Linked DNA regions of Mus musculus: all the other regions are linked to region 2. A link is a loop called in an ENCODE intact Hi-C map of the cell type or tissue named here. Cell type or tissue: gastrocnemius. All regions are shown on one strand. Links, peaks and the distances in the headings refer to the core of each region. The heading gives the core; the rest is flanking DNA.

What was found. A loop is a pair of places that touch in the nucleus more often than their neighbours do. Peaks named below come from ENCODE experiments on the same cell type or tissue, not always from the same donor. Only the 100,000 strongest peaks of a DNase experiment are listed, where the experiment ranks them.
Region 1: it touches region 2 in a loop (6-fold over the local background); 19 of 42 quality-filtered maps call a loop at or near these places.
Region 3: it touches region 2 in a loop (4-fold over the local background); 5 of 42 quality-filtered maps call a loop at or near these places.
Region 4: it touches region 2 in a loop (3-fold over the local background); 8 of 42 quality-filtered maps call a loop at or near these places.
Region 5: it touches region 2 in a loop (5-fold over the local background); 10 of 42 quality-filtered maps call a loop at or near these places.
Region 6: a loop joins it to region 2, with 3 times the contacts of the local background. A loop is called at or near these places in 12 of 42 quality-filtered maps.

The regions. Positions count from the first base shown.
Region 1 is chr8:4,137,740-4,142,731 of GRCm38, forward strand. No RefSeq gene overlaps it. Among named protein-coding and RNA genes, the nearest start is that of Cd209g, 5.5 kb to the left of the region's middle. In gastrocnemius, for the core only: CTCF peaks have their summits at 2,494 (motif pointing right) and 4,180 (motif pointing left); DNase peaks (open chromatin) are centred at 2,137 and 2,494.
Region 2 is chr8:4,368,491-4,373,482 of GRCm38, forward strand. It overlaps the pseudogene Gm7434. Among named protein-coding and RNA genes, the nearest start is that of Ccl25, 21 kb to the left of the region's middle. In gastrocnemius, for the core only: a CTCF peak has its summit at 1,888; a DNase peak (open chromatin) is centred at 1,779; H3K4me3 peaks cover 552 bases; H3K27ac peaks cover 2,031 bases.
Region 3 is chr8:4,320,008-4,324,999 of GRCm38, forward strand. Elavl1 (ELAV (embryonic lethal, abnormal vision)-like 1 (Hu antigen R)) reads right to left here. Exons shown (of 6, transcript NM_010485.3): 1 at 4,879-4,992. Among named protein-coding and RNA genes, the nearest start is that of Elavl1, 2.6 kb to the right of the region's middle. In gastrocnemius, for the core only: a CTCF peak has its summit at 2,672 (motif pointing left); a DNase peak (open chromatin) is centred at 2,672; H3K4me3 peaks cover 1,779 bases; H3K27ac peaks cover 3,442 bases.
Region 4 is chr8:4,191,271-4,196,262 of GRCm38, forward strand. It overlaps Evi5l (ecotropic viral integration site 5 like), which reads left to right. Exons shown (of 20, transcript NM_001346730.2): 7 at 1-110; 8 at 315-404; 9 at 1,850-1,947; 10 at 2,036-2,096. Among named protein-coding and RNA genes, the nearest start is that of 4932443L11Rik, 12 kb to the left of the region's middle. In gastrocnemius, for the core only: a CTCF peak has its summit at 2,174 (motif pointing right); a DNase peak (open chromatin) is centred at 2,176; H3K4me3 peaks cover 279 bases; H3K27ac peaks cover 1,149 bases.
Region 5 is chr8:4,248,068-4,253,059 of GRCm38, forward strand. Tgfbr3l (transforming growth factor, beta receptor III-like) reads left to right here and starts at 147. Exons shown (of 7, transcript NM_001195258.1): 1 at 147-285; 2 at 1,138-1,274; 3 at 1,359-1,679; 4 at 2,200-2,314; 5 at 2,400-2,558; 6 at 2,782-2,854; 7 at 3,226-3,356. The coding sequence starts at 216. The coding sequence ends at 3,244. In gastrocnemius, for the core only: a CTCF peak has its summit at 2,720 (motif pointing right); a DNase peak (open chromatin) is centred at 2,710; H3K4me3 peaks cover 302 bases; H3K27ac peaks cover 355 bases.
Region 6 is chr8:4,265,866-4,270,857 of GRCm38, forward strand. It overlaps Timm44 (translocase of inner mitochondrial membrane 44), which reads right to left. Exons shown (of 13, transcript NM_011592.2): 3 at 3,990-4,160; 4 at 2,435-2,515; 5 at 1,999-2,148; 6 at 1,772-1,911; 7 at 1,390-1,475; 8 at 905-997; 9 at 691-815. Among named protein-coding and RNA genes, the nearest start is that of Timm44, 7.5 kb to the right of the region's middle. In gastrocnemius, for the core only: a CTCF peak has its summit at 1,948 (motif pointing right); a DNase peak (open chromatin) is centred at 1,943.

The sequences.
Region 1 (4,992 bases), core at 334-4,333, 230 kb before region 2:
CTCTATTTCTGACTCTGTCTTCATTGGTAAAACTTTGGAATGTTTCATGTTAGCTAGTATATTAGTGTCTACAACATCTTTGGGTTGTGAGCAATTTGTTTTATGGTTTGTTTGAGTCTCACTATGTGTTCCTGGCAGGCCTTGAACTCACAGAGACCTGCCTGCTTCTGCCTCTTGAGTGCTGGAATTAAAGGCATGCAGCACTACACCTGGGTGAATATTTTTAAAAACACTGATTTGGTACCTGAACACCCACTGGGTGCATTCTCATTCACATTCATGTTTTCACATTCTCTCTCTTTGTCTGTCTGTCTCTCCCATCTCCACATGCCTCTATTTCTCTCTTCATTCATTAGTTCATTCATTCTTTTATTCACAGACCCCCAAGCATTTCTTCCAGGTTTCTGTACCTAGCATTCAAATAAAATGCCACAGTCATCATCTGGTGGTTCTAGAGCTTAGCACATCCTTTGCTCTCAAAACAAACTTCCATGGAACTAGTGGAGGAATGACCAGCCCTCTGGGCTCCCCAAGGCTACAAAGAGCCACCCAAACTTCAAGGTGCTTTCAGCCACAGGCTGCAGAAACCCAGACCATGCTTCCTGCCCCCCCCCTTTGTCTTGGCTCGACCTTCTGCCTGGTGTCATGTGCTTCTTCCACCTCCCCAATAGGTTCCATGTCCTCAAGGAGCAAGCCAGTGTCACCTGGTGCTCCCCTTACCGTGAGCCTGTTTCTCCTGGCACCTAAGGCCGGGCAAAGGATAAAGAGCCCCTCCCAGCATCTCTCCCTCAGGGACGCTGTCTCCAAGCCCACTGTCTCCCAGCCAGGAAGGCCCTTTTCCTGGTGATGCCAAAGGCTCAGCCTCCCCTAGTATCTGAAACCTAAGGAACCTCAGCTGGGGTCCCAATAGACTCCCCGTATCATCCCCACTACCAGGCCTGTGGCCTGTCACCAGAGATGCCCCCTCGTCCCCCTCCACCGATTTCCATTTCACTCCCAGCCCTCTCCTGCCCACCTTCTCCCCATGCCTGATCACCATCCCCATTCCCCTCTCCCACACACTCATAGGTCCCTCTCTCTATCCATCAAATAACTAGTTAGTTTCCCCTTCTGAGTGAGATCTGTGCACTCTCCCTTGGGACCTTCTTATTATGCAGTTGCTTTGGGTCTGTGGATTATAGCATGATTGTCCTGTACTTTATGGCTAATAGCAACTTATAAGTGTTCTTTCTTGCTCTGGGTTACCTCACTTGGGATGAAATTCTCAAGTTCCATCCATTTGCCTGCAAAATTCATGATGCCTTACTATATAGCTGAATACTATTGCATTGTGTAAATACACCACATTTTCTTTATCCATTCTTCAGGTGAGGGATTTCTAGGTTGTTTCCAGTTCCTGGCTATTATGAATAAAGCTACTGTGAACATAGTTGAGCAAATGTCCCTGTGGTGTAGTAGAACATCTTCTGGGTATATGCCCAGGAGTGATATAGCTGGATATAGAGACTAAAGTGGCCATCTCCTGTGCCAGACAGGACTTCCAGAGGAGGGAGGGGGTGTCAATCCACCCATAACACCTCCAGCTCAAAATGTGTCCTACACAAGTTGTGCAGGAGTAAAGATGGAGCACAGATTGAGGGAACAGCCAACCAATGACTGCCCCAACTTGAGACCCATCCCCTGTGAAAGAACCAACTACTGATACTTAATGATGCTCTGCTTGCAGACAGGACCCTAGCATAACTGTCTCCTGAGAGGCTTCATCCAGCAGTGGATGGCGGCACATGCAGAGGCCACAGCCAAGCATCAGGCAGAGCTTGGGAAGATGCAAGAGTGGAGGATAGATTTGAGCAAGCCTGACGAGTCAAGGACACTACAAGAGGAATTACAGAGTCAACTAACCTGGGACCATGGGGGCTCACAGAGACTGGACCAGGGAGCATGCAGGAGCTGGACCTAGATGCCCTACACACTGTAGCAAGTGTGCAGCTTGGTCTTCATGTAGGTCCCCTATCAAGCAAAACACAGGTTATCTTGGTCTCTGTTCCCTGCCATTGGATCCCCTTCACCCTACCTGGACTATCTGGCTAGGCCTAGTCCGACTGGGACTAGATGTCCCAGGGTGGGACAGTACCCAAGGGGGAGGGGCTCCCATTCTCTGAGGAGAAAGGGAGGGAAAAGTGGCAGGAGGGACTTGTTAGGATGGGACTTGGAGAAGAGGAAGGAGGGGGGCTGTGATCAGGATTTCAAGTGAATAAAAAATTATTGAAAAAGAGAGAGAAAGGAAGAAAAAGAAAGAGAGAAAGAAGGAAGGGAAGAAAATGAGAGAGAGAGAGAGAGAGAGAGAGAGAGAGAGAGAGAGAGAGAGAGAGAGAGAGAGAGAGAGAGAGAGAGAGAGAGAGAGAGAGAGAGAGAGAGAGAGAAAGCGAGCGCTCAGGGAGCTTTTAGACTCTTAGAGGGAAATTCCCCCTCAGTCCTCTGGGTGGCGCCAGACATCACGGAAAGCGTTGCTCTGTTTGCTTTTCTGCCTCTGCCTTCACGGTTACCTTGCTTCACTCGCTGACCTCAGGACCAAAGAGAGAGCCTGTCCCAGGGAAAATCAGCTCCTTGATCAGGAACCCTCTCTGCATTGCCTGATGATGTACCTCCCACCTCGCTGGCTACTGCTTCGTGTGGAGTTCAAAGAATTTAATTTTTTTTAGTATACAGAAGCCTACAGTTACAAAGCCTTGGATACAGCTTAGGAAAACTGCGACTTTAGAGTCCTTGAATATTTGAGGCAAACAGCGATTTTTAAAGAGACTTTGAAGTGTTAGAGAGGCCTTGAATTTTGAAAGAGACTTTGGATGTCTTAAAGAGACTGGAATTTTTTGTTTTCTTCTGTTTTTCAAGGCAAGGTAGCCATGACTGTCCTGAAACTCACTCTGAAGACTAAACTGGCCCCGAACTCAGTTATCCACCTGCCTCTTCCTCCTGAGTACTGGGATTAAAGGCGTAGGCCACCACCACTACCACCACCACCATCCAGGCAAGAGGCTGAATTTCCAAAGTGCTTGAATAGAAAGAAAGAAAGAGAGAGAGAGGGGGGGGGGGAGGGAGGGAGGGAGGGAGGGAGGGAGGGAGGAAGGAAGGAAGGAAGGAAGGAAGGAAGGAAGGAAGGAAGGAAGGAAGGAAGGAAGGAAGGAAGGAAGGAACCTGGGATTTTAAAAGTTGAACTATTTTGTGTTATGGCATTAATATTGACATGAGATCTTGAGGATAAACAAGAAAGATAATGTTATGGTTTAGCAATGACTCTGTTTATGTGACAATTTGACAAAGGTTCCATTGCCCTGATTGGTATTTTTATCAACTTGAACAAGCTAGGGTTATCTGAGAAGAAAGAACCCTGATTAGAAAATGTCTACATGGCTCCCTTTCTCTGAGGGGAAAGGAAGGATGTCTGGGGAGGAGATGAGAAAGAGAAGGACTGGGAGGAGAGGACGCAGGGGAAACTGTGATCAGGATATTAATTAACTAATTAATTAATGAATGAAAAAAAGAAAGAAAATCCCTCCACAAGACTGGCCTATAGGCAAGCCTGTAGGGTATTTTCTTACTCAGTGATTGGTGCTGCTGCTGGGAAGATGGGCCTGGAGTGTATAAGAAAGCAGACTGGGTAACCCAGGAGACAATGTTCTTCCATGGCTTCCGCTTCAGTTATGCCTTGAGTTCCTACCCTGACTTTCTTTGAGGAGAGACTGTGAGATAGATGTGTAGATGAAATAAACTTTCTTCCCTGAGTTGCTCTTGGCAGCGCTGTTTTATCACAGTGGTGGAGCCCTAAGACACCCGCCCACTGTGCTATCTTCCTCCGTGCTGTAGTCATCACCTGACAAAAGCAAAGGAAATGTTCATTGTGGTTCTTCACTTGAGGGTAAAACCCACTGCGGTGCCCAGAATGTCTGCTCACATTGCATTTGCACTTAGGAAGCAGGCAGAATTGAACACATTTTCTTGCGTTTTTTTAAATTCAGGATTAGAGTACAGCCCTTCAGATGGTGCCACCCACCTTAAGAATGGCCCTTCCTGGAACTGGAGAGATGGCTCAGCAGTTAAGAGCACTGACTGCTCTTCTGAAGGTTCTGAGTTCAAATCCCAGCAACCACATGATGGCTCATAACCATCTGTAATGAGATCTGGCGCCCTCTACTGGTGTCTAAAGACATCTATAGTGCACTTATATATAATAAATAAATAAATCTTTTTTTAAAAAATGGGCCTCCCCTGCAAAAAAAAAAAAAAAAAAAATTAAGCTTCTCTGAAATCACTCTCAGACACTCTGATGGCTATTCTTGATTGCCAACTTGACTGCATCGGGATGAACTCCAGAAATGGAGAGCACACTGTGAGAGTTTTGCTTGGTTTGAAGCGGGTAAATCCATTCCTAGTGTGAATCTTTTGAGGTTTTGATCACATGCCTTTCATATGTATCTTGAGACAGGAAGACACATCTTTAATCTGGGGCACATCTTCTGCTGGAAGCCTATGTAAGGACGTGGAAAGAAGCTTTTGCTCTTTGTCTGCTTGCTCCTTGCCTTGCTAGCAAGTCGTCACTGGCATTAAAACCTACTCCTTTGAGGTTCCAATGTCTACAAAAGACCAGCTGAGACATTCAGCCTTGTACACTAAGCAACTACTGGATTCTGAACTTTCTATTCATCGACAGCAATTGTTGGATTAGCTGGATCACACATAGCTATTAATATATAACAATTATATATATGTTAATATATATAGTTTCAGAGAGAGATTTATTCTATTGAGAACCCTGACTAGTAAATATAAAGACACTACCAGACTTGTCTTCTAGGTGATCACAAATTAAGTTGACAATGAAAATTAACCATCATATCAGCCAGGGTCCAAAAAGCCAGATGTGAGCATCCCAAACTATTTGTAGAAAATTCTGTGAGCACAACTAGAGGCTGATGAGTCCGCTCCGCAGGTAAG
Region 2 (4,992 bases), core at 277-4,276:
CCCTGCACCCCCTCCCCCAATCAGTTCTTCTCAGTGCCAGAATCTTCACTTTCAGATTCACTTTCAGGCATGGGAGCCCAGGTACATTAAAGTTTTTCTTCTCTACAGCAGTTGTAATTGGACTGTTAGCCACAAGGCGTGGCTTGCTGACCCCGGTTGGCCCTGAGCTCCTGCTATACTCACTGCCTCCAGCTGGTATTTCCCTGGTCTTGGTCTCCCATGGCCTAGCTAAAGGGTGCTGAGGCCATCCAGGTGATTAATTCAGAAGAAATCTTGATAGTTGCTTCTGACAATAACATAGCCGGTATGGCCTTACAGACTTTCAAGAGCGGGCCAAAATTCCAAGATATGCTTGACCTGGCCCAGGTGTGAGATGTACAGGGTCAAGGGTTCTTCTGTGTCAAGGGTGACTGGGTTCACCTAGGGGGATGGAACTGTTAGGTGAGTTGTTGGAGACTGTGTAAATAAGGATGGAAGAGGGTAGGGGACTAAATTTTCATGTATGCTTGATTCTTGGCTTTGTCTAGTCATCTATTCACAAGGCCAAGGTCAGCTAAGGATGAGGACATAGCAGCAAAGGCTAACCCTCGTTCTTTGATAAAAAACAAACAAGCAAACAAACATGAGAGACTGAGAAGATGCCTCAATTAATAAAATGCTTGATGTGCATGCCTGAAGATCCGAGTTCAGATCCCTAGTTCCCATGTAAAAGGCTGAATGTAGTGATACATGCCTATTTTCACTGGAGGGGGAGACAGGAGGGTTCAAAGGGCTTGCTGGCTGGTGGTATAGTCAAATGGTAAGCTCCAGGTTTATTGAGCAACCTTCTCTCAAAAAATGGAGTAGAACAGGGTCCACCAGATGGCTCAGCAGGTAGACCCTTTGCTACACATACCTGAAGTCCTAAGTTTGATTCCCTGGAACCACGTGGTGGAAGGAGAGAGAATTAATCCCTACAAGCTGCTCACTGACTTCCACATCCACGTTGTGTTTATGTCTGCGTACATAGATACAATCACCACCACTACCACCAAATAAAAGTAGTAAAGAAAAGAGAGGAAGAAAATAAGACAATGATGTTCACTTCTTGTTTTCAGATGTGGTATATATCCATGAAAACATACACACACACACACACACACACACACACACAGGACACTCAGATATACCAAAAATAACACACACACACACACACACAGGACACTCAGATATACCAAAAATAACACACACAAACACACACACACACACACACACACACACACACACACACACACACACACAGAGCAGTTAAGGGATCAGATGCTTGCCTTGAAGGCCCAGCAAGCAAGTCAGGCAGATAATAATCAGGCTCTAGAGCCCTAACGTGATTCAGAGGCAGCCCAGCTGATTGGTCTTATAAGCAAGGGTCTTTTTTTTTTTTTTTAATTCCCAAAAAAGTATGTTTCCAAAACTTGCCAGAATCTGTGGAGTTACAGAGAAGGTATCCAGCTAGGACAGAAAGAGAGCAAGGAGTGGCTTCAGAAGTGGCTTCCGCTGGCTTCCAATGTACTTCCTGTATCTGGCTGTCTTTGAGAGGACTCTGTGTGTAGATGACAAACCTTTCTTTATTTGAACTCTTCTGAAGTGCCTTCATGGTTCTGGCAGCTGGGCAATGGACCTCCACAGCAGGCCACCCCAGGCTGGATGATGTATCTAATTCTACAAAGGGTTATCTGTGCTTACTTTCCCCCCCACTGTGGGCCCTGCTGTGCCTGTGTCCTTTCATTTATATGCTTGTGGACTGATCTGGTGTTACATTTCAGAGAAAGCTATTTCAGTCTCTGCCCTTGCTTTAGGGAAGTCTCTTTGCTGAGGAGCGTGGCTCAGATGTATGCTCTTACTGACACCTCTTGGAAGCAGTGGGCATTACAGGCAAAACCACTGCAATACCCCCCACTCCACAGCATGCTGTGTCTGTCCACTTCAGGATCCTTGGCAACCATTCCGCCCTCACTGAAAACTAAAGGCCAGCAGCACAGCAACAAATAGCAGTAAATGTGGAAGTTGGTGTGCACATACACATGTGCCCACTGGGATGCATGAATCTATATGAGTATGGTAACCATGTGAGTATAGCTAGCTCTTCATGTGCACAAACATAGTCAACCCTCTCTATCCACAGATTCTGCATCCTCATATTCAATTGTCTATCAAAGGAACTCAGACGTTAACTCTGAATAGGCAAATAGCCCTGATGGAAGATTAGGAGTGGGAAGGTGGTTGTTGACATATGGACTCCATTTTGATACAACACAGAGAGGGGACTTAGTTATTCACCGAAAGGGAACAAGAAGGGATTAGGTTGACTATGGTGGTGCAGATTGTAAGGAAAAACTAGTACTGGAAGAACTGGATAGCAAAGATGAAATAACACAGAGGCTAGGAGATAGCTCAGTTGGTAAAGTGTCAATCAAATGTAAGAATTAGAGTTTGACACCCAGCACTCAGTAGAAAAATGCCAGGTGTGGTGGCACAAATGTATAATCCAAGTTCTGGGAAATGGAGATCCCAGGATCCCTGGAGGTCACTGGCAAACCAGTCTAGCTTAATTGGCAAATCCTAGGTGTCTCAACCAGAAATACTGCATGAACACATAACAAACAACACAACCAACCACCAGCCCAAGGTGGATGACTCCTGAGGATGGATACTTGAAGTTAACCTCTGGCCTCCACGTATATGTGCACCTGTATGTGAGTGCAGGTAAGATGGGAGGCCATACAGAGGGTGGCTCTGTGACCTAAGCACTTAAAATCTCTAACTCCCATGGGGAAGGGGAAGGACAATCCTGGCCCTGTGGTGGTTCCATTCGGGCCCTGCCCTCCACTTCACCTTTAGAGAATAAGCCATCTCCAACAAATCCTGGTTGGCAGGTGCAGTGGTAAGAGCTCAGGGCATGGAGGCAGTCAGCCTTTGGGCCACAACAATGCTGTTAGATGGCACATTCATCCAGGTCTGCAGCAAATAAAGCAAGGATCCCCCAGCGTGTGCACTGAGAGACTGTGGGGAGGCTGACTCTCTGATCATGGGGACCCTACACGGTCCCCATAAACTATCTTCTAGACTCCCCACCTTTACCCTGACTTACCTTTGGCCTACTTCTTCCACATTGCCGCAATCTTCTACCTCTAGGTCTATTTCTCAAGTATTCTCTTTGTCAAGCGATACATGATTGCATGTTTCTCCACAGAGCTTGTACAGCACTGAGTGGTCTCATGGGAACCTAGAGTTGATCATGATGATGTGTCAATGTAACAGAGGTAGAAGTTGATACTGGGTGTCTTTCTCATCACTTCCTACTTCGTTTATTAGTGTAAGGATTTACAGCTGAACCCAGAGTTCATAGGCTAGTGTAGATAGATAGCTTGCTCCAGAGTTCCTCTATGTAGCCTCTCTGGTGCTACGATTAATTGGGAGCATCTATTTACATGTAGGTTTCACTGAGCCATCTTTCCAGACCAGCTTTATTTATTAGTATTATTTTTGTATTCACTTTACATCCTGATCAAAGCCCCCTCCCTCCTCTCTTCCCATTCTCACCCTTACAAATCCTTCCCCCTATTCCCCATCCATTCTTCTAAGAGAAGGAGCTTTCCCCTTGGGCAAGCCACCTCATCCTGGGATATCTAGTGTCAGCAGGACTAGGCATAACCTCTCCCACTGAACCCCAACCCGGCAGGCCAGGTAGGGGGAAGGAGATCCAATGGCAGGGAACAAAGACCTAGACAGCCTGTACTCTGCTTGTTAGGGGACCCGAATGAAGTCCACGCTGCACATTTGCTACAAATGTGTAGGGAGTCAAGGTCCAGTATCTTAATTAGACTTCACATTATTTTTATTTTGAGACAGGGTCTCTCATTGAACGTAGATCTTGAAGACTCAGCTAGATTAGCTGGCCCATGAGCCCCCCAGGACCCACCTGCTCTGCATGACACTACACCTGGCTTTTTACATATGCCCTCATGCTTGAACGGCAGGCATTTTACCCACTGAGCCATCTCCCCAACCCACAGAGCATTTTCAAAGGCAAACAAACAAACCCAAGAAGAGCCATTAGGGTCCATCAGCTTCTGACTAGGGAAAGACAGCTCATAACGGGGCAGCAAATAGGTTGAAGGGCCTAAGGTAAAGCTGCACTGGCCAAATAGTCTTACTAGCTAGCAAGTCGTTTTGACCAAGCGGTGGCCAGAAGATCTAGTGGGCCCACCTAACCATGCACAGGAAATATGAAAATAAAAATCCCACCAGCATCTAGATTCAAAGGCACCCATTCTTTTGACATTGCAACATGACATGACCTACAAATGTTTTGGGACACATTAGTAGCTATCATGGAACACATACTGCCCTCAGGTGGTCAAATTGAGCATGACTGAGAGTTTTTTTTTTTAAATCATTCCAGGGACTTTTTTTTTTTTTATAATTGAACTTTTTTTTTAATTAAGTATTTTCCTCATTTACATTTTCAATGCTATCCCAAAGGTTCCCCATATCCACCCACCCCCACTCCCCTACCCACCCACTCCCCCTTTTTGGCCCTGGCGTTCCCCTGTACTGGGGCATATAAAGTTTGCAAGTCCAATGGGCCTCTCTTTGCAGTGACGGCCAACTAGGCCATCTTTTGATACATATGCAGCTAAAGACAAGAGCTCCCAGGTACTGGTTAGTTCATATTGTTGTTCCACCTATAGGGTTGCAGTTCTCTTTAGCTCCTTGGGTAATTTCTCTAGCTCCTCCATTAGGGGCCCTGTGATCCATCCAATAGCTGACTGTGATCACCCACTTCTGTGTTTGCTAGGCCCCAGCATAGTCTCACAAGAGACAGCTATATCTGGGTCCTTTCAGCGAAATCTTGCTAGTGTATGCAATGGTGTCAGCATTTGGAAGCTGATTATGGGATGGATCCCTAGATAAGGCAGTCTCTAGATGGTCCATCCTTTTGTCGCAGCTCCA
Region 3 (4,992 bases), core at 614-4,613, 48 kb before region 2:
CTCCACATGTGCTGTACACCAAAATAAGTAACAACACAAACACAGCAAGGACTTTAAGGGCCAAGTTTATATGTGCAGACATGGCCCAAGTCCCAACTACAACAAACTGTTTCTAGCAATTGGGGTTAACATATCCCACGTTCAGTGCATGAGCCTCATGCTGGGAAAATGACCTTTTTACCATGGTAAATCCCCTGCCAGGTAAGGACAGACCACTGTTACCTAAGGGCCCCCAAAATCAGGGTTCCAGGCAACCCTGGTGTGTTACACAGTAGGAAAGGAAATTACAGGCTCTCAGATTCCACCAAGGATATTGTATGCCTGGAGTCTTCGAGATGGGTGGTGGGGGAGGGAGGAGCAATCACCCAGGAAATGCTCTGGTGGCAGAAAAAAACTGAAGGTGCCACTTGAACCAATTTTGACTGCCACCCATCAAGGGCTCAGGTAGATGAGGCACATACAGATCCTTACTGGCCCCTGTCCACAGCCAAGAAAAGGAAGACCACTTGCCTGGGGTAGCTCCAGCAAGTAAGTTCACAGTGAGTCAGGTGCAGAGAGTGGCCTGCCCAGTCCAAGAGCTCTACAGGCCTAGGAACTTAGCCAGCTCTAGGGTCCTGTTGAAAGTGCCAGCAACCTAGAGCTGGTGAAGCTCTTGCAGAGAGAGCTCAGGAACACAGTAGGGCATGAAAACCCATGGGCTCTACCTCACTTCCAAAGCGAATCCTGAAAGGCAGTGAGGGTAAATCATTTCATGTTCTCACTGTGGACATTACCAACTGCTATACAATACATAAAAAATGTGGATACCCTTACTCCTAAATCTAAGGTGTGTGTGGTTCCCTAACCTGTCTCCTGACCTTACTCTTCTCCAAACCTTTCCATCACCTTGAATTACTTTCTGTGGAGGCACTACATACTTGTCCTCCAAGTAATCTCTATTTCCTCTATCTAATCCAGCTACAAGTTCTGCCTCTCCCTCCTCTTGACCTTCTTTCTCAATCAGGTCCCTGTCCCCTCTTACCTAGCCCAACTTCTAAACATGTCTGTAAAGAAGCCAACTTAACCTTTTCCTCCAAATGTCTCCAGGCTTCTCTGTTCATGGTGACATCAGCCTTGACATTGGTTGCTGTGCACTATTGTCTCCTGTCAATCCTTCTTCTGGCATAAAGGTTTCTTTGATGCGTAATTGCATCCAGTCACTTTTGAATTCCACACTAACTTTCTTCTCCAGGCATGGGTGGAATGCCAACCATGTGCCAGGCACTGGGAACACAAAACAGAAGCAATTCCAACCTCAGCAGCTCTGTTTAACCACGTTCTACTTTTATCTCCACATTTATCCTCCCTAGTCCTCTTGGTCTGGCTTAACTGGCCCACTCAGGCCTGGAAGCTTCTTGGTGCCTTCCTTTTCTCTTATTCTGCCCATTTGTTGATCCTAGATAGCCTTCCCTGTTCCTCTTTGATTGAAATCTGCTCGAATAACAAATTCTCAGTAATCAATAATCATTCCATTCAGTATACTTTATATAAAAACAAACCTTCGTTTTTTATATTTTGTCTCATACATTGAGGCTTCTTCTCAAACCAAGTTGACTTTCTTTTTGAGACAGGGTTTCAGTGCAGCCCAGACTAGCCTTAAATCCCATAGATGGCAATATCTGCCCCTAACTTCTGAGTACTGGGGATTACAGGGACGAGAAACTATTTCTGGTTTATAGGGTACTGGGTATAAAAACTAAAATTTCATGTATGAGAGGCAAGGACTATACCACCTGAGCTAAATCCAAAATCTTGAAGAGGTCATTTCTCCCCAGTGATGGAGAATGGGAAGGTAGGTATACATTACTGAGCATGCAGTGAACATCCACTGTTGGTACTGGACATGTGTGGACATGGAAAGTCTACTACCATCCTCTTTCCTCCATTCTGTTTCAGCCATGTGTTTTCTTGTCTCCAGGCATACATTAAACTGCTTTGCCTTTCTTCTCAAGTTCTCTGTGGCCACTCATCTTTGCAGCACTCAAACACTAGGCAGGGTTGGCCATCGTTGTTCTTCCACATGTCCAAATTCCTTAAGTGTGTTTCAGTGTTTCCTTGTTTCTAAGCTTCTGTTCTGTGTCATATTAGCAGTTTTTCTAACTTGAAGGAACACAGTCACATCCTAACTGGTTTTATGCCTGCCAGTCAGCGCATCCTTTGCAAATGTGACTCCCTCTGTCAATGATCATAAGTCTGGAGTGGGCCCTCATAATATCTGAGGTTTCTTCCCAACAGACCTGCTACTCACTTCCTTCTACGTTTCCAAAAGTTCCATACCCCGTATGTTTTCCAGAGTTAATAGCTCCACCTACTCCACTCACCAAGTTCTTGAAGAGTCTTTCCCACTCATCTTTTACCTAGCTATTTCCACTAGGTCCTCCTGCCTCAACAACTCAGGGAACATTTTGGGGTCTCCTGGGCTTGAATAACAGTTCCTTTTCCTGTGCTTCCACATCACCTGGTGCATTACTGCTCACCAGCCAGGCTAAACCATCTAAACATAGTTCATATACACCATGGCCTCTCCAGAGCTGATCCTCTGGGCTGAAATACAACTTTGGGGAAGGGGACAAAAGGCTTACTTCCCTCTTGTTGGTCTTTCTCCATAGAACTACTGCCACCTAGGGGCAAAAGGCCGGCACTGCATCTCACTCACCATTCTGCATTTAACCAGCTTGAACACACTGAAGGTGATGGGAACACCAATCATTCTGGAGGAAGTGGAAAAGCCTTGGCATTTGGGGGCAGCTTCAAATGGTGTTTGTGCTCTGAGCTGGTCCACACAGCTTTCCAGGAAAAGAGCAGAAAGGTCAGAAAAGCGCATAGTGGGACATCCCAAACTAAGGGCTTCTGATTTTAATGTTTAGAACCATTTGAACAGCCCAGCATAATTTTTCTTTTCATGCCCCAAGACTTCTTTTAATCAGGAGAAACATAGATCTGCATCTTCGAAAAGTCAACTCCTGCTGGTGTGCAAAGGACGGAGAGAAGCGGTGTGAGAAGCCACTGCGTAAGCACAGGAATGGGTATGTTCTTCAGTCTCTCCCTTTCTACTGCTGCCCAGGGACCTATCCCTGAACACAGCCAAACTGAAGTTGTTTCCCTCAAACCAGCACTTCAACAGAAACATTTCCTATTTCTCTCAGCTTCTTCACACTCCTTGAAGTCACAGCATTAAGAAAATATTTTTAGATTTATGTGTGTTTTGTTTGTATGGGAACCACATGTATGCTTGATGTTCTGCAAAGTCAGAAGAGGGAATGGGATCCTTTGGAACTGGAGTTATGGATGGCTGTGAGCCATCATGTAGGTGCGAGGAACTGAACACAGGTCCTCTGCAAGAGTAACAAGTGCTCCTGTTCACTGAGCCGCCTCTCCAGCCTCACACCATTTTCAAAACCAGACCTCAACAGTTTTGCATACACCAGTATTCAATATGTTGGCGGTATCTAGGACTTGCTTTCAAACCCTGCATTGGCCACTACAGTGCAAGAGATTATCCTGTTTCACTTTCTTCTCTAAAATGGATACTGTAACATCTACCTTAGGGGCTGGGGACATGCCCGTGAAGTATGAACACATGGTCCATTGTTGAAAGATTCTGGTGATTATTTTAACTGCATATTCCATGTGTACTGGGGGTTTCCTCACATCTTTACATCTGCACAATACTTTCCCCATGCTATTTCACAGGCATTTCAATACGGCTTATTCAAGATCTTAGGTGCTTCACCCAGATCATCGGATAGGGCTGGAAGAACTTTTCCAGGAAGACTGCTTAAAGATTTCTCACCTCTCTGTGTATGTGTTTTGGTGGAGGGAAAAAAACGAGAGAAAGAACCCTAGCAACGCCTCAATGTGTTTTTGGTACTCACAACTGGAAGAAGTAGGAGGCAGAGATGCTAATACTCAGTAGGCAGAAGAAGCCAGGCATGCTATCCAACTTTCTGCAATGCATAGGGCAGCCAGGCCCTCCCAACCAACCATTATCTGACTCTAACTGCCTGTAACAAGGAGGTTAAGAAAGCTTTAACATCCGATCTTGCCTCTTCTAGAGCTCTGGCCAGCGGTGTCCCACATGGACACTTCCGATAATGGAAGCTCTGTCTAGTGCAAAAAAGTTCTCCACCTGCTCTCCACATAGTAGGCGTCAAACCCATTTTGGCATGCTTTAGCAGCAGAAGACAAGAGAAAGGGAAGATCCATCATCACTACCCATTGTTCAACAGCGTGCAATTGCCTTTTTAATATTTACACGTTATTTTACAAATGAAAACGTCCCTAAAACAGCTTTGTTAGAGATGGCGATCAAAGAAAAAATTTCCCCTTTCTCTTCTAGACTTCTACACACAGACGAAAGGTTTGCACACTTCTAAAAGGACCTCATGATTCGTCGCGGTGTGTCCAGAAAATCGTCCACAAAAGAAATCTATGGGATTTCCCGAGGGAGCAAGTCTGTGGGCCATGACCTCTGGCGCCCAAGGTCCTCGCTCCACTCTTCCACCCCCGGATCACCGGGCCTCCGAGATCAACTATCCGGGGCCCCCCAAGCCTCGGAGCCCGGCCCCCCAAAGCGCGTGCCCACGCTGTGTCCTTCTCCCGCCTCTCTCGCGGGAGCCCAGAGGAATCTGGCCCGGCGGAGGCTTGTCGCCAACCTGAATCAAACAGAGTCGGTTCCCATTCGCCCAGCCGCGGCCCACACGCGCGTCTCCATACCCAGGCCTACCGCGGCCTGGGGCCTTCGGCCGGTGCAGGCCCGGCGGACGCCCGTGGGGCTAGGCGAGCTCAGGCCCTAGCGCGGCCTACTCTTTCGGAAGTCGCCGAAGCCTCCGGCCTCACCTGAACACGGGCGGGAAGGCCCGGGACTCTGCTCCGGGGCGGGCGGCGCGGCGATAACGGCTCCGCACGGCCTCGGCAGCGGTGGCGGCGGCGGCGGCGGCGGCAGAGCGGTAG
Region 4 (4,992 bases), core at 475-4,474, 180 kb before region 2:
CACAGAGCTTCCACACGTCCATGTATGCATCGTCCTGGTTCCTTACGCTTTTCCTTACCACCTTCCCCCTGCCTGTTGCCACCCGGGTCTTTGATATCTTTATGTATGAGGTGAGTGCCCCACAGGACACCCTTGCCCATTCCACTCTGCACGTGGAGAGAATCACATCCCAAAAGGAGTCCTAGCTAACAGGACAAAGGAGGGGCTAGAATGCAAGGAGGGTCTGAGCCTCCTGGTGGGAGACAGGAAGCTCATTGGTGAGGGATTATTAATGGGAGGACAGCAAGCTCATGGGACTATGGTTGCTTTTGCAGGGACTGGAGATTGTGTTCCGAGTAGGCCTTGCCCTGCTGCAAGTGAACCAGACAGAGTTGATGCAACTGGACATGGAGGGCATGTCCCAGGTGGGTCAGGATGGCTGGGAAGATGAAACTGTCTCTCCTGGAGGTGACAGGCACTGGAAATCCCATGGCTAGTTGGTAGAGTGCTTGCCTAGCATGCACAAAGCCCTGGGTTCCATTTTACAGCATTATATAAGCAGGCATAATGATGTATGTCTTTAGTCCCAACACTCAGGAGGTGAAGGCAGGTGAATCAGAAGTTTAAGGCTAACCTGAGCTATACAAGATTCTAAGCAATAGGTCTAGCAGTGATGGTGCATACCTTTAATTCCAGCACCTGAGAAGCAAAGGTACGCAGATCTCTGAGTTTGTTTCAGTCTTGAAAAAAAGCAAACCAAAACAAAAAACAAACAAAGATTCTAAGTGACAAGGGAGGGGCTGGCTTCCCAATAGAAGTCACTCCTGAGCATCTGGGATCCTTTCTTCCGTCCCTTGAGGCCCCTGAGGAACCCCAGGCTCTGTCAGATACAACCCAGAGCCAGCAACCTAGTACTGGGGAGAAGAGAAGGCCAACACTCAACTGATTTGGGGAAGTCCTACTCACTCTTTCCTACCCACTTGTTGCAGGTCCCCAAAGCTTGCCTGCAAAGTAAACCCTGAGAGTAAACATTTGGGAGGTTTTCAGTATGTTTTCATCCCAGCTCTCAGCCTGGGGGACACGGGAAGGAGCCAGGCATCTTGAGGTAGCCTCATACCCTGCTCCTCCCTGCCTGCGCCTTCTCCTGGCACAGTCTGCTAGATCCAAAGCCAGCTTTCCCCTCACCATGGTTTCCCCATCACACAGGCCCCTATTCCCTCCCAGCATCCTCCAGCTGGTGCTTCAGAAAAGAATGCACAAAGACCACAGTTGTGTTTGCGAACACGGCCATACATTGTCCAAGACTGCCTGACTGGAGCAGCTGGGCAGAGGAATAGGACCTGTGTCCACTGAGCTTGTCTACCCACTTCCTACGGAGGGTTCCCCCATGCTCAGACCCCATTCACCCAGCCCTGCCTTCAGGAGGTCCTCTGGCCAGATTGTCTTAATTTTATTTATTATTAGTGTTAATGTGGGGGTGGGAAGAGGGAGAGAGGAGGAGGGCTCATGGCACACAGTATCTCACAATTCAATTCTCTACTTCCACTCTCTTATTCTTTCCACTGTTGGTTCCAGGGATGGGACTCAGGTCAGGCTTTGCAGGCCAAGCTGATCCCCACTCTCAGCCTCAGCCCCAGTTTTCTCACGCTTCCCCCAAAAGCCTGCTGGGAAGGCAGGCCTCCCTTCTAGTCTAGCTGTTCTCTCTCCTGCAGTCAATTCATTTGCACAACAAATGTTGGCTGAATAACCAAAAACAAACAGCCTGAGTGCTGAGACAAAGAGAAGCCTCAGGCAAATCAGAATACAGTTAGAGCTCTGGCAGACCTGGTGGTCAGGGCCCAAGTGACCATGACTCCCTGTGTCTCCACAGTACTTCCAGAGAGTCATCCCCCACCAGTTTGACAGCTGCCCAGACAAGCTGGTCCTCAAGGCTTATCAGGTCAAGTACAACCCTAAAAAGATGAAGAGGTCAGTGCCCGGGCGTGGAGAACTCAAATGGGAAGCCCACCTCAACCCCAGGGAGACGGGACTTTGACCGTGTGCCCCGTCCTCACAGGCTGGAGAAGGAGTACGCAGCTATGAAGAGTAAAGAGATGGAGGAGCAGATCGAGATCAAAGTGAGTGCCTGAGGCGTGGGGGAGGGGCAGAGATGGGCTCCCCTGAGGCTTTCCCTTACAAATCCAGAGCTGGCCGCTAGAGGGCGGGCCTATCTAGCGCACGGGTAGAACAGGCTGGCCTGGGCAGACAATCTCTGGCTTCGGATGACCCTCGCTCACTTGACCTTTCCTTCACCTGCCAGCCCCGCGTGGGAGCGCATTCCCCAGTTGGCATGTCCTCAAAGCTGGCCACACAACAGTAAACAAGACAGTCAAAGATCCTTGCCTTCATGTCCCCGAAGCACCCCAAGTCATGGGGCGACCTCCAATAAATCACTGAAATAGTGTGGATTCCACAGAGTGCTCCGGATGTAGTCATACAAGAAAGAGACAGTCGCGCCTGGGAAGACACTCTAGGTCCTCTAAGTCCAAGAGTCCAGTGTAAAGGGCCTAGGATAGAAGTATGTACCTGGTGGGCAGGAGGACACCCCGAAGGCTGGGGGCACAGAGGAGCCTCCCGGAAGGTTGAGAGCTAAGGAGTAGGGTTCAGGCAAGCCAGATGGATATGTAGGCTAAGGATATGTAGACTACAGTATGGGCATCCACTGAGAGCTCTGGTTGTGCTGGTAGCCAGCTTGCCAGCCCATCAAAGTCAGTGCCTTGAGTGCACAAAACGTCTGAAACTAAACTTACCTCTCAATAGCCTCTTCACCTCTCTTCATGTGATTTTAGCTGTTCACCCAACAACATCGATTGAAACAAAGATGAGACCTGGTCTTAAGTGACAAGGACCTGGCTTTCCAGATAAAGGCACTCTTGAGCATCTAGAGTCCTTCAATATCTTTCCAAGCAGACCCAGGTACTTCCAGGTACAACCCAGGGCCAGGATGAAGAAGAGAGGAGAAAGAAAAGCTCATACCCACCTACTTCAGCCAGCCAGCCAGCTATACATTCCCAAAGTCCGCTGGCCAAGAATAAGGGCCCTGCCACACGAAATGGAGGACAGGCAGGGTTACAAACCTACACATTAGCCTGGTTTTGTCCTCTCCAGTTGATGAGTCAAAGTGGTTAGCACTGGTGTCCCACAGAGGACCAGCTGTGTGACCCGGGCAGGTGAATTCACCTCTCTGAGCCTTGGAGCTTTGCTGTGCTGGTCCTATTACTGCCAACCTCATGCTCATTGTTCCTACCTCCTGTAGGAAGTCAGGGGCAGGGGTATGTGCCTGAAGGCTGAAGCACTTGGCCCTGCTTGAAGTTCCCAGAAAGTTTTCTATCCTGGGTTTGTGAGCCATCTCACAAGGAAGGTAGCTTGAGGGTTGCACTAGACCAAATGTGGTCCTTGCTGTGTGCAGATGAGCAGCCTGCTCTCATCTGGTGACTGTGGGGACCCAGGAATAGAAAAGAATGTCACAGACCTTGAGACCACAGGCCAGATTAAAAATTTCTCCAGAGAAGAGATTTCCCCAGAGTGTTCGAAGAGTCAGACAGATGTCTCCTCATAGGGCATCTTACAAGTGTCCTGCAGTTTGGTCTTTTACTTTTAGACTGTTTCAAAACATCCTGGTTTGATGCTGGGAGGTCACAGTGATGCACGACTTTAATCCCAGCACTCGGAGGCAGAAGCAGTTGAATCTCTAGTTTTGAGGTCACCCTGGTCTACAGAACAAGTTCTGGGACAGCCAGGGCTACACAGAGAAACCCTGTCTCAAAAAATAAATAAATAAATAAAACAAACAAACAAACAAACAAAAACCAATCCCTTATTTGTTTGCATCAGGAAAGGCAAGATGACAGGTGCATAGACAACTGCCTTTGAGAGAAGTGTTTGTTGAGGCTGAGGCAGTAGCTTAGTGGTGAGCATTTGCCCAGCATGCACAAGGCCATGGGCTCCACCCTCCGTATAGAACAATAGAAAAAAAGGAAAGAAGGGGCAAAGGATATGGCTCAGTGGGTGAAGTATTTGCTGTGCAAGCATAAGGGCCTGAGTTCCCTAGAACACACATAAAGAGCAGTAGTGCGCTTTTCATCCCATCCACAGAGACAGGCTGATAGATCCCTGGGGGTCACTGGCAAGCCAGCCTAGCCAAATTGGCAAATTCCAGGTTAAAAAAGGAGGGGTAAGGGTGAGGAGATGCCTCTGTAAAGTGCTTGTGTCTCAATCATGGAAACTTAAGTTCGGAGCTCCCAAAACCCAACAGTAAAAGCCCAGCACAAGTAGTGTGCATTTATGACCCTAGCACTTGGGACTGGGAGAGGTAGCAGGCAGATCCCTGGAACTCATTAGCCAGCCAGCCTAGCTCAGTCCATACACAACAGGCCTGAGCTTCAGCCTTATCAAGAAACTGCATTTCAGAAACTAACATGGAACAGGGGTAGTGGCACCTGCCTTAATCCCAGCTGTGAGGTGGTCGAGGCAGGCAGATTTCTGTTCAAAGCCACCCTTGACTACAAGTTCCAGCCAATCATGGCTACATAATGAGATTCTGTCTCAACATAAACCAACAAACCTAGGCATTGTGGCACAAGTCGGTCATCCTAGGGCTGGGAGGTGGACTTTGGAGGATCAGGAGTACATGGTCTCCCTCAGCTATATGGCAAATTAGAGGTCAACCTGGGCTACCAAATGAGACCCTGTCTAAAGAACAGAACAGAACAGGAGGGAGCCAGGCATAGTGGCACACACCTTTAATCCCAACTCATGGTAGGCAAAGGCAGGCCAATTTCTGTGAGTTCCAGGCCAACCAGGGCTCAAAGTGAGACACTGTCTCAAAATATAAATAACAAATAATTTTGAAGTTACTAAGTATTTTAAAATAAATAAAGGCTGACCTCTGGCCTCCATGTGTGTGTGTGCACTGGAGCATGAGCTTATACACACATGCCTGCATATATACACACAAATAAACACACACAGGTG
Region 5 (4,992 bases), core at 691-4,690, 120 kb before region 2:
TGTAGAAATTTCAGTACATCAAGAAAGCCCTTATCCATGGCTGGCCTTGAGCATGTGCTCAGATGTCAGCCCCTCCATCCTCCGCCCCCGCTCCCTGCTTCCCAGGGTGGCAGCCTCACCAAGGCCAGGGCTACCTACCCACACCTAGAGGGCTGGGTACAGCCCAGCCAGGTGCTCGCTGCCGGTCTGGAGCACTCGAACCTGGACAGGCCGCCATGGTGGGCACTGCGCTCCTGCTCCTGGCCCTGCTCCCTGGGACCTCCAGTAAGCACGGTACACCACGTGGTACGTAGAGGCTGCCACGGGGTGGGGGCATTGTGTCCCACTTGCCCATTGTCCCTTCTCAACTGCGTTTTGCACCTGGATGTGTGTGGTGGTGTGGGGAGGGGGAGGGGTGCCATCCCTTTTTCTTTTCCCAGACTAGCCCCTCTGCCAGTTGCCTTAAATTTCTCAACCAAGTGATGGTAAGGGCTGTGGATATAGGGTCAAGTGTGCAAATCATTCGTGATAAACCCCCAGCTAACTGCTGCTTGAAAGCAGTCATTTGCTTGTATAGGCTGTGTGTGTGTGTAAGTGCAAGCCTGGGTAAACACAAAAGAGACCATCCACCCTTACCTCTTGGTGCTCTCTCTCCTCTGTTTGGGGACTTAGAGATCTGTTGAACAGAAATTCCCAGTCCTGTTGCCTGTCTGTACTGAGCCTCTGCCCTCTGGAGGGATACGGGTGGGCACCCTCCTGACTGCAACAGATGCCAGTAACCTACTTCTCCTTAGTGGCCAGTAGCTCATACTGGATCTTTTAGACTCTAAGGCTTTAGCAACCTGGGCAAAGCAGAGAATCCTGACTTCATCTCTGCTGACCACCACCACAGGAGGGCATTAACTCCGTGTGTCCCCCACATCCCCTTGCCTACTCTGCAAATGGCACAAAAGGTCAGAAAATGAAAGAGCACAGCTTTGTGCTGGCTTCAGCTTCTACTAGGCCCTGATGCCACTAAGCGGTACATGGTTGTAACTTGGAAAGAATTTGGCATGCGGCTGAGCATGGGTAAAGAGACCACCTGTAATGCATCCCTTTTCAAAGCGAGACAAGGGCTCCCTAGAGGGAATTGCGCCCTTGCTATGTGCTCTGTTTCAGCACCTCTGTTACCTGGGGCGCCTGGCCCCTGGCTGCGCAGACCCCTTTTCAGTCTGGAGTTATCAGATGCAGAGGACGCGTTCCCTCGCCGCGCAGGGCCACTGGAGGTTCCGGCGGACAGCCATGTGTTTGTGCAGGTGCGGGCGCCTTAAACGACGAGGGTGGCTGGGAAGAGGGATAGATGGGGACTGGTCGACCTTGATGGCGCCTTGATCCTGCAGGCGGCCCTGGCCCGTCCTTCACCGAGATGGGGCCTAGCCCTTCACCGATGCTCAGTAACACCTTCTTCACGCCCGACCCTGGGGCCTGCCCTGGTGCTTCTACGTGGGGGCTGCCCCGCCGACGACTCTGTCAGCTTCTCACCACCTCCACGCCCGGATGCTGCTAGCGTCTCACGCTTCAGCTTTCGCCTGCGTCCGGTATTCAATGCCTCAGTACAGTTCTTGCACTGCCAGATCAGCCGTTGCCGCCGTCGCAGCAGTCACCACCGCCGAGCTGTCCGCCTGACACCAGTGCCTTTGACCCCACCAGCACCATTGCGGGTGCGCTAACAGAAACAGTAATCTCGGCACCTGCGGAATATTCTCTAGCTAGGCAAAGGCATTTCTGGCAGCTGAGGGACCTTAGGAAGCAAAGTGCTTTATGGTCTGGGTCCCTCTCACAATGGGTACTGGGTATAGAGATATCCCTCATGGGGCTCTGCAGAAGGATTCCCGGTAAGTAGACTAGAAATGTACAGCCTGTGCTCTAAGATCCTTGGGTGGGATCTGGAGTCCTTTTAGGGCTGGAAGGCTGGATTCAAGAAAACACTGCGATCTATCTAAACTTCTGCACATTTGATTTGCAGGCCTCACTTGAGACCTAGAGGTTGACATATGGGGTGTTCTAGGGCTGAAACCGTTTTTAGGTTTAGGTTTATGGTTATGGTTACGCCCAGGAGTCCCGTGGTAACCTCCTAGCTCTAGTGGAAAGCTGGAAGCTTAAGCCCATCATAGGAGCCCTGGGAGACCAGACCCAGAACCACCAAGGCACTGAAGTCTGGTTTCTTCCCTTGCAACCCAGTGTCTGCCTCAGGATGAGGCATGTGCGGGCAGCAGCTTGAGCCTTGGTACCGACAGCCCCCACCTGCACATGCTGACACAGCCCATCGTGGTCACAATACCTCGTCCGTCCCCTAGTAAGCTCACAAACGGCCCTGGGACCGGGATGGGAAGGACAGCTTGGTCCAAGGCCTAGTCTCAGCCTTGCGCGTGTCCCCATAGGGCCATCCAAGAGTCTCCCAGGCAGGTCGGTACACCCGGAGCCACCCGCTCCAGCCCCTGCAGCACTGGAGCCTGCACCGGTGGTGGCATTGGTGTTGGCGGCCTTCGTGCTGGGTGCTGCGCTGGCCGCTGGGCTTGGTCTCGTCTGCGCACACTCAGGTACTGACTTCTGCTCCGCCAGAACCCCACACCTATTTCCACACGTTCAGACAGTCTAGTAGTCTACCTGCCCCACCCCCAACCCCGTGAGCCCATATCCCTGAACCTGCCTCCAGGATCTGGCCCTTAGGGCTGGTACACTTGTAGCAGCTCCCACCAGGGGGCGCGCTTAATCTGGCGCAGGGCACAGGCAACTCCTATTCTAGCTAGCTTCTTCTTTCAGCACCCCCACCCCCAGGCCCGCCTCCTAGAGCTTCTCTCAGCGGCCCCCAGCTCCAGAGACCCCCAGTAGGCAGGTAAGTACTGGGTGTGAAGGTCTGAAGCAAGAGCTATGAGAAGGGCATGGTGGTAAGGATCGTTCTTAGAGTTTACTCATGGGACTCCAAGTACTTTGTGCATTCATTTAATCTTCTTTTGAACAACATTCAGATAGATAGAAGAAGAATGCTTTTATGAGGCTAAGTAACTTGTCAAAGGTGGAGCTGCAAATGGAATTTGGGAGATGGGGTCCCGAGCAGTGAAGAACGGGGTCTTTAGGACTTGAACAGATATGTAAGAGGGATTTATACAGTTTTAGTTTCACACACCCCAATACATAGATTGGTGAAGGAAGCCAAAGCTTGTTGGGAGAATGTGACCTGAGCCTCTGTCACCCCCTCTCCCCCAGAGATGGCACCACCCAGTGAGGTCCTGAGATCCACTCAGCCGTGGTTTACCGTTCAGAAGGCCTCCTGCGTGTCTTCTCTCCCCTCTCCCTGTCCTCACTCCCCTGTTCAAAATAAATTGGTGACCTGCTAACTTCTGGTGGAGTCAATATGCTCCCAAACATGGGCAGGGGTGGAGTGCACGAGGGGAGGCTCCAGGCTGTACCTTGGGTCCAGATGTGGGGAGATTTGTGGCTTGGAAAGACTTAGAATGGAGGGGTGGGACTCCAACCCCCATGAACACATACAGCCAGGGAGAGACATGGGCCATTTGCCTGAAACAGAAAAGCACACACAACCCAGCCGGCTTACGTTTAAATAGAGTCTTCCTTTCCTCCCTCCTTCGTTCTCTCCCAAGTTGGACCTTCTTTGTTCTTTACTTCCATGTCCCTCAACCAACCTCCTCAAACTCGAGTCTCATCCTTGTGTTAAGCAAATGTAATGGCTATTCCTGGTTGCCAACTTGACTATATCTGGAATGAACTACAATCCAGAATTAAAGGGCTCACCTGTGATCCAGATCTTGAGGCTGGAAGACACAAGTTTCTGACCTGGATTTTAGCATGGAGATCTTGAGGCATAGTGGCCATGAAAAGCAAAGGCCCACGTAAGGTAGTACACACCTTTAATCCCAGGAGACGAAGGCAAGGGGATCTCTGAGTTCAAGGTCAGCTGGGGACAAAGCAGGTCCCAGATCCAGGCTTGGTGGTACACACCTTTAATCTGGGCCACACCTTCTGCTGGAGACCTACATAAGGACATTGGAGGAAGGAAGACTCACTCTTCTTCACCTGCTTGCACTTAATTGCCAGCACATCTGTTGGAGCCTACTTCTACAGAAGACTAGCTGAAACAACTAGCCTCGTGGGGACTGAGTCACTTCTAGATTCTTGGACTTCCATTCACAGCTGCCCATTGTTGGGTTAGTCAGGCTGCAGACTGTAAGTCATCACAATAAATTCCCTCAATAGAGAGACATTCTGTGACTCTAGAGAACCCTGACTAATACAGCAATAAAGGAACTTCCGGGTTTAATCCACCAACGAGGAAACAGGCTTGGCAATACTATATCCCCTCAGAAGTGTCTAGGGCTGTCTGCCCCCATAACCCAGACTTATTTTTCTTGCAAGGCAGGTTTTCATTGGAGCCCAGGCTAGCCTGTAAACTCAGCGGCCTTCCTGTCTCAGCCTCCCAAATGCTGGGAATAGTGGCAAGCTTGGGTTGATCTGTTTCGATTTATGCCTTTTGCCCTTATGTATGTGTATGTAAACCATATGGGTGTACACTGCAGTTGGTTGTGAGCCACCATGTCTGTGTTAGAAATGAGCATTAAAGGTTGGTGAAGGAAGATTGGTTGGTGAAGAAGTGTGGAGGAGCGTGCCTTTAAACGGAGCATTCAGGAGGACGAGTTTGTGAGTTTGAGGCCAGCTTGGTCTACATATCGAGATCCAGGCCAGCCAAGATGACATAGAGCGACACTGCCTCACAAATGGCAAGCCCACGTTTTTGAGGGCATCTGCCCACTTCTCTATGAAAAGCAAAGCACACAGTATGGACTTCATGACGTAGTTCGGAAATATAGGGTCTAAAGTTTTTTGCTGCAGCTCACGAGTGACATAAAACGCAGATAAAACACTAATCCCTCTGCCCGCCTCAGTCTCTGTAGCAACACCCGGCAGCAGACAAACGCGAGCCACGCCCCCGGTCTGCTAACTTCCGCGAAGTGCTCT
Region 6 (4,992 bases), core at 411-4,410, 100 kb before region 2:
CCCCAGATTCTGCCTTTCTGAGTGCTGCAGAGAGGCAGAGATGGAGAAGCAGTGACGGGTGTGCTGCTCTGTGGCTTGGACAAGATGCCTTCTCTTGCCTTACAAGCAAAGAGGCAAGAACAATTGGGTGCAAATGTCAGGGCTGCCAGAGACACTGGCTCCAGGCCTGCTTGGCTCATAAATGGCCAGGGTGCCCTAGGTCTGAATGAGAGTCTGCTGTCTGCTCCTCCCCAATGCCTAAAAAGTTGGGGCTCCTAGACTTTTCCCAGCAATGTCTGGAAATGGCTTCAAGAACACCTTACCAGGAGGCACAATACAGAGCTTCAGGGACAAGAGCCATGACTATCCGACCACAAAAACAGAGAAACCCAACCTGGAGAAGGCAAGAGACCTCCACAGCTCTCACTGGAGCCAGCACTGAGCACAGGAAAGGGTTGTGTCCCCTGGTGAGAACCCTAACCGTCATGGCAGGATGGACGGAGCTTCTATAGCTGGGGAAGACTAAGAGACGTCGCTCCCAGGCTGCACTGTGACCTGACCGGAGCTGTACCGGAGGTAAATATCTTCGAGCCTCGGTAACTTGACTCTGAGGTAATCGCAAGTCACTCCTAGGGTGCCATCCAGAATGGGGAGATGGGGAGGAGGTGCAGCAGGCCAGGGCCCCACCACGGCTTATGGCGCGGCTCGCACCTCTAGGATGTTGGGGATGATGTCAGTCTCACACTGATGAAGAAAGTGGTCCTTGTCAAAGGTTGGGTCCACTCTCAGGATCTCCGTTAGCACCTCTGACATTTCTGTCTTTGAGAAAAGACCTCCTGCAAGGAGAGGAGCCCTCAGGTTAGGGCTAAGCTTCCAGACCTGGCTGTAGCCAGGGAAGAAAGAATAGCCCTGACGCCACACTCACCTAGCAAGTCAGTGACCTTGTCGGTTAAGGCCCGCGACGCCCGGATGAGGACATTGTCACTTTCATCATACTTCATCTTCATCTCAAAGAAGCCTACGGATACACACAGGAAGGAGCTAGAGGAGGGACCTTCTGCTGAGACACCCTGACTCCAGTCTGAGAACTTCCTGCAAGACTCCTCTTCTTGACAGGGGTCAGTTCTGGGCCTGAGCCTGCCTCCTCGTCTCAGAATGGGGATTACCTATCCACCTACCTGCCCAAATGCAGAGCTCAGCTACAGCCTCTCAGAAGCTGTACAAAAATTGGGACACCACCTCTGCTAATCCCAGGGCTCCTGACATCTTAACTGTTCTCTTATCGAGCGTCTTAGTGACAGGATCTACAGGTAGCTTAGTGGGTAGATTTAAGGAGATTTAACCCTGTCTGATCCCATCTTTCCTTCTATAAAGTGGGGTTCTGTCTAGTGTATGGCTGGCCACACTCACGGTTGAATACAACGTTGTTATCTTTGAAGTCCTTCCACTGCTGGTACCACTTGGAGTCCTTGTGTAGCACAACCCCTAATGCTTCCCTGTGGGAAAAGGCAGGCAGCTGGAGTGACCTTCAGCCCTGCAGAGGTCAGCCCAGGACGCTACACCCTCCTCTGACCACTGGGAGGATGCAGATGATGGCTCCGCTCTGTATCCAGGAGCTTCAACTGCAGCTTTCTCTCTTCTCTCTTCCCCTCACCCATCTCTCAAACCCCAGCTTCTCTGGAGGGAGCCAGAAACCCTGAGAGAGAAACAGACTTGCACTGGCACCTCCCAGTGGACCTTGAGAACAGACACCAGTTGGCCAGGACCACTCAGGAGCCTGTCTGGGACCTACTCATTAGCCTCGAACACTTTGCTTTCTTTGAATTTTGCTCCAGCAAACTCTGTCCTTTTCCGGAGCCGCTCGGGCCGGCGGTAGGGCCCCGTCTGTCCAAGCACGCTCTCGTCAAGCTCCTTCTTCACTGACTCTACACCCTGCAGGGGGGACAGGGCTGTGGTTGCTGAGAGCCACCACTGGGGGGCGGTCCCTGCTCCTGCCTGGCCTGAGCCAGGCTCACCCACCTGGGAGATGGCTTTGAAGGCTGCCGTCTTGCCCAGCTTCTCCCCGCTCTTGGACACTGACTCCGCTGACTGCTTGGCTGTCCTGGCGGCCTCTTCTACCCCCTCCTTGATCTTCCGGCCAAGGTCACTCTTACTGACTTCATCAAGACTCTACTGAGACAGAGGCAGAGGGGAAGATGTCGCACAGGCCTATCGCAAGCCTTGAGAATAAGAATACTGCATTCAACCTTTTAAGTTCAGGGTGCTCCCTGGAATGGACATGAGTGGAATGGCAATTCCCAGCCACGTGAAACATTTACAAAAGTGAGAGGATGTTTAACCCAGCACTGAGTATTATCCCTCTAGGAGGAGCCTACACCTACCTGTACCCTGAATTGGGTTGGAGAGCCCCTCCCATTCTATTTTCAGCCCTTGTTAAGTTGCCCTCGGGCCTTACCTCCTTCACTGTCCCTGTTAATTCTCCAAGCTTCTTTTTTATTGCTTCACTGGTACGCACAGTTTCTGATTCGATGGATTTCTAGGATCAAAGAGTTTCCTCCGTTTATTTGGATCCAACAGTGAACTTGAGCATCTAATCAAAGGTTCCCAGGAGCACTGGCTGCTTAAACTCTGTGAAGAGCTTCAATTCTATTGTCTTAGACAGGGTTTTATGCTATGAAGATACACCATGACAACTTTTATAAAGGAAAACATTTAACTAGGCTGGCTTACACTACAGAGGCTTAGCCCATTATTGTCACGGTAGGAAGCATGGTAGCATACAGGCAGAGTTCTACAACTACATCCGCAGGTAGCAGGAAAATAACTGCCACAATGGGACTAGCTTGAGCATGTGAGACCTCAAAGCCCACCCACCACAGTGACATATTTCCTGCAACAACACCTCCTAATATTGTCACTCCCAATGGGGTAAGCATTGAAACACGTGAGTCTATGGGGGCAATGCCTATTCAAGCCACCATATCCATGCATGTCCATTTGGTAGCTACCTCCAGAATATGGAATCCCCAAGCCCTGAGTCTTTCTCTGAGTGGGAAGAGATGTTTCTGCCAACCACTACACACCAATACCATTTCATTTCTATAGTTCAATCTTGGGTCCCTGGCTTGCTGTGTTCCCAGATAACTCACTCTTTACTGATGGGACAAGGCCATCTTTCATCACACAAGTTGTATCCTCCAAATAAATAGCTTGGAAATGCATAGAAGGGAAAGGCCTTCCTGGGGGAACTGGTGGGGATCAACAGATTCAAATGCAGAGGACCCGGGCTAAGAGCATTGCACTCTGAGGCTCAGCGGCTCATTGGTAGACATCCCAGTGGCCAGAACTAGATGGCTGTTCAAGAGACACCAGGGAGTAATCAGGCAGAGAGGTGGCGCAGAGCATGGAGTGCCTGCTATGCAAGGATGAGAGCCTTCCATCTCCAGAAACCATGTGAAATAAAGAAGGGGAGGCAAGCATGTGCTTGTTAGTCTGGTGTTGAAGGTGGGTGAGGTGATGCGAGGCAGCAGGACAGGTGGATCCTTAATGCTCACTAGTTCAACAGAGTCCCCTGAACTTCAGGTTCAGGGAAAGACCCTACCTCAAAATAAGAAGGTAGCAACCAATCAAGAAAGGCAGATACCTGACACTGTCCACTGCCTTCACATACATAAATGTGCACATGTGCACACAAAACACACACAGAAGAAGAGACAGTAGCGAGCACTAAAGGACACCAGCATTATGGCCCATTTCTTATTAGCATTATGGCTCTGTCAGGGGTCCCATGATTCCCAAAAGTAATTACTTTGGTGGCTCTACTGTGCTATCTACAATGCTGGAGGTAGAGCCAACCGCACAGTTAACTACAGTGCCACAGAGAATCTTGCACGGCCGGGAGGCTGAAGCAACCTGCTCCTGCTCTGACACCTTTGAATCAGCGCTATGACCTGGCTGCCTTCCCCCAGTGGCTCTGGTCCAGGGAACAGAGATGGGACTGAGATACTCACATACTTCCTTCTGGCTTCCTGGAGAGCATCCGACTCTTCTAGCTTCTTGGCCTCATCTCGGAACTTTTTTATACTTTCTTTCATCTCTTTGTTTTTGGCTAATTCTTGTTTGATGTTATCTAGCAAGCCTGACAAAAACCCTTTTCTGCTCCCAGAAGAATAAGATTTGGTCTAGAAAGAATATAAAATTGAAAAACAAGAATGAACATTTAGAGGCTCGAAAGAAAGGCACACACAGTAACATCTGGTTACCACTGAGTGTCCGATTTCCTCTCCTCTGTTGACAGCGGAGTTTAACAGTGAACAGATGTCTCTTTTATTATAACAGAATTTGAATTACAGGAACATCCACGATACATGACATTGTAGGCCCTATATGTTCACAGGTTCGTATCTATTGATGATATCAACCACAAGTCCAAAATAAAAACTTGCATGCATTGGCATTCATTGGCACATTAGTTACAATATGTAAGAAATGGAACCAAATTAGGTGTCTAACAACAGAGAAATGGACAGAGAGCATGGAGTTTTTTTTTCAGTCATAAAGAATGAAGTTATGGCTGGATATGGTGGCACTCACTTTTAATTACAGCACTTGGGAGGTAGAGCTAGGTGGATTTGAGTGCAAGGCTAGCCTTGTTTTTCAAAGTGAGTTCCAGGACAGCCAGAGTTATGTAAAGGAAAAAAAAATGTCCAGGGAGTGGGGGAAACCACATTATGTACTGTTCTGGAAAATAGATACAATTGGAAATAACCATATTAAGTCATATTAAGTAACTTTAAGTTAGACTCAGACAAACCCTTGTGCATTTGCTCAGTTGTGGGTATGAGATTTTATAGCTACATCAAGCAATATGTGTGTGTGTGTGTGTGTGTGTGTGTGTGTGTGTGTGAGGTGAGAAAGAGAGAGAGAAGTACAGTCAAAGCTGGGGAAACAAAAGGGACTAATGGAGGGTCAAGAAAAGGAAGAGTATTAGGGAGAGGAATATGCTAGAAGTTA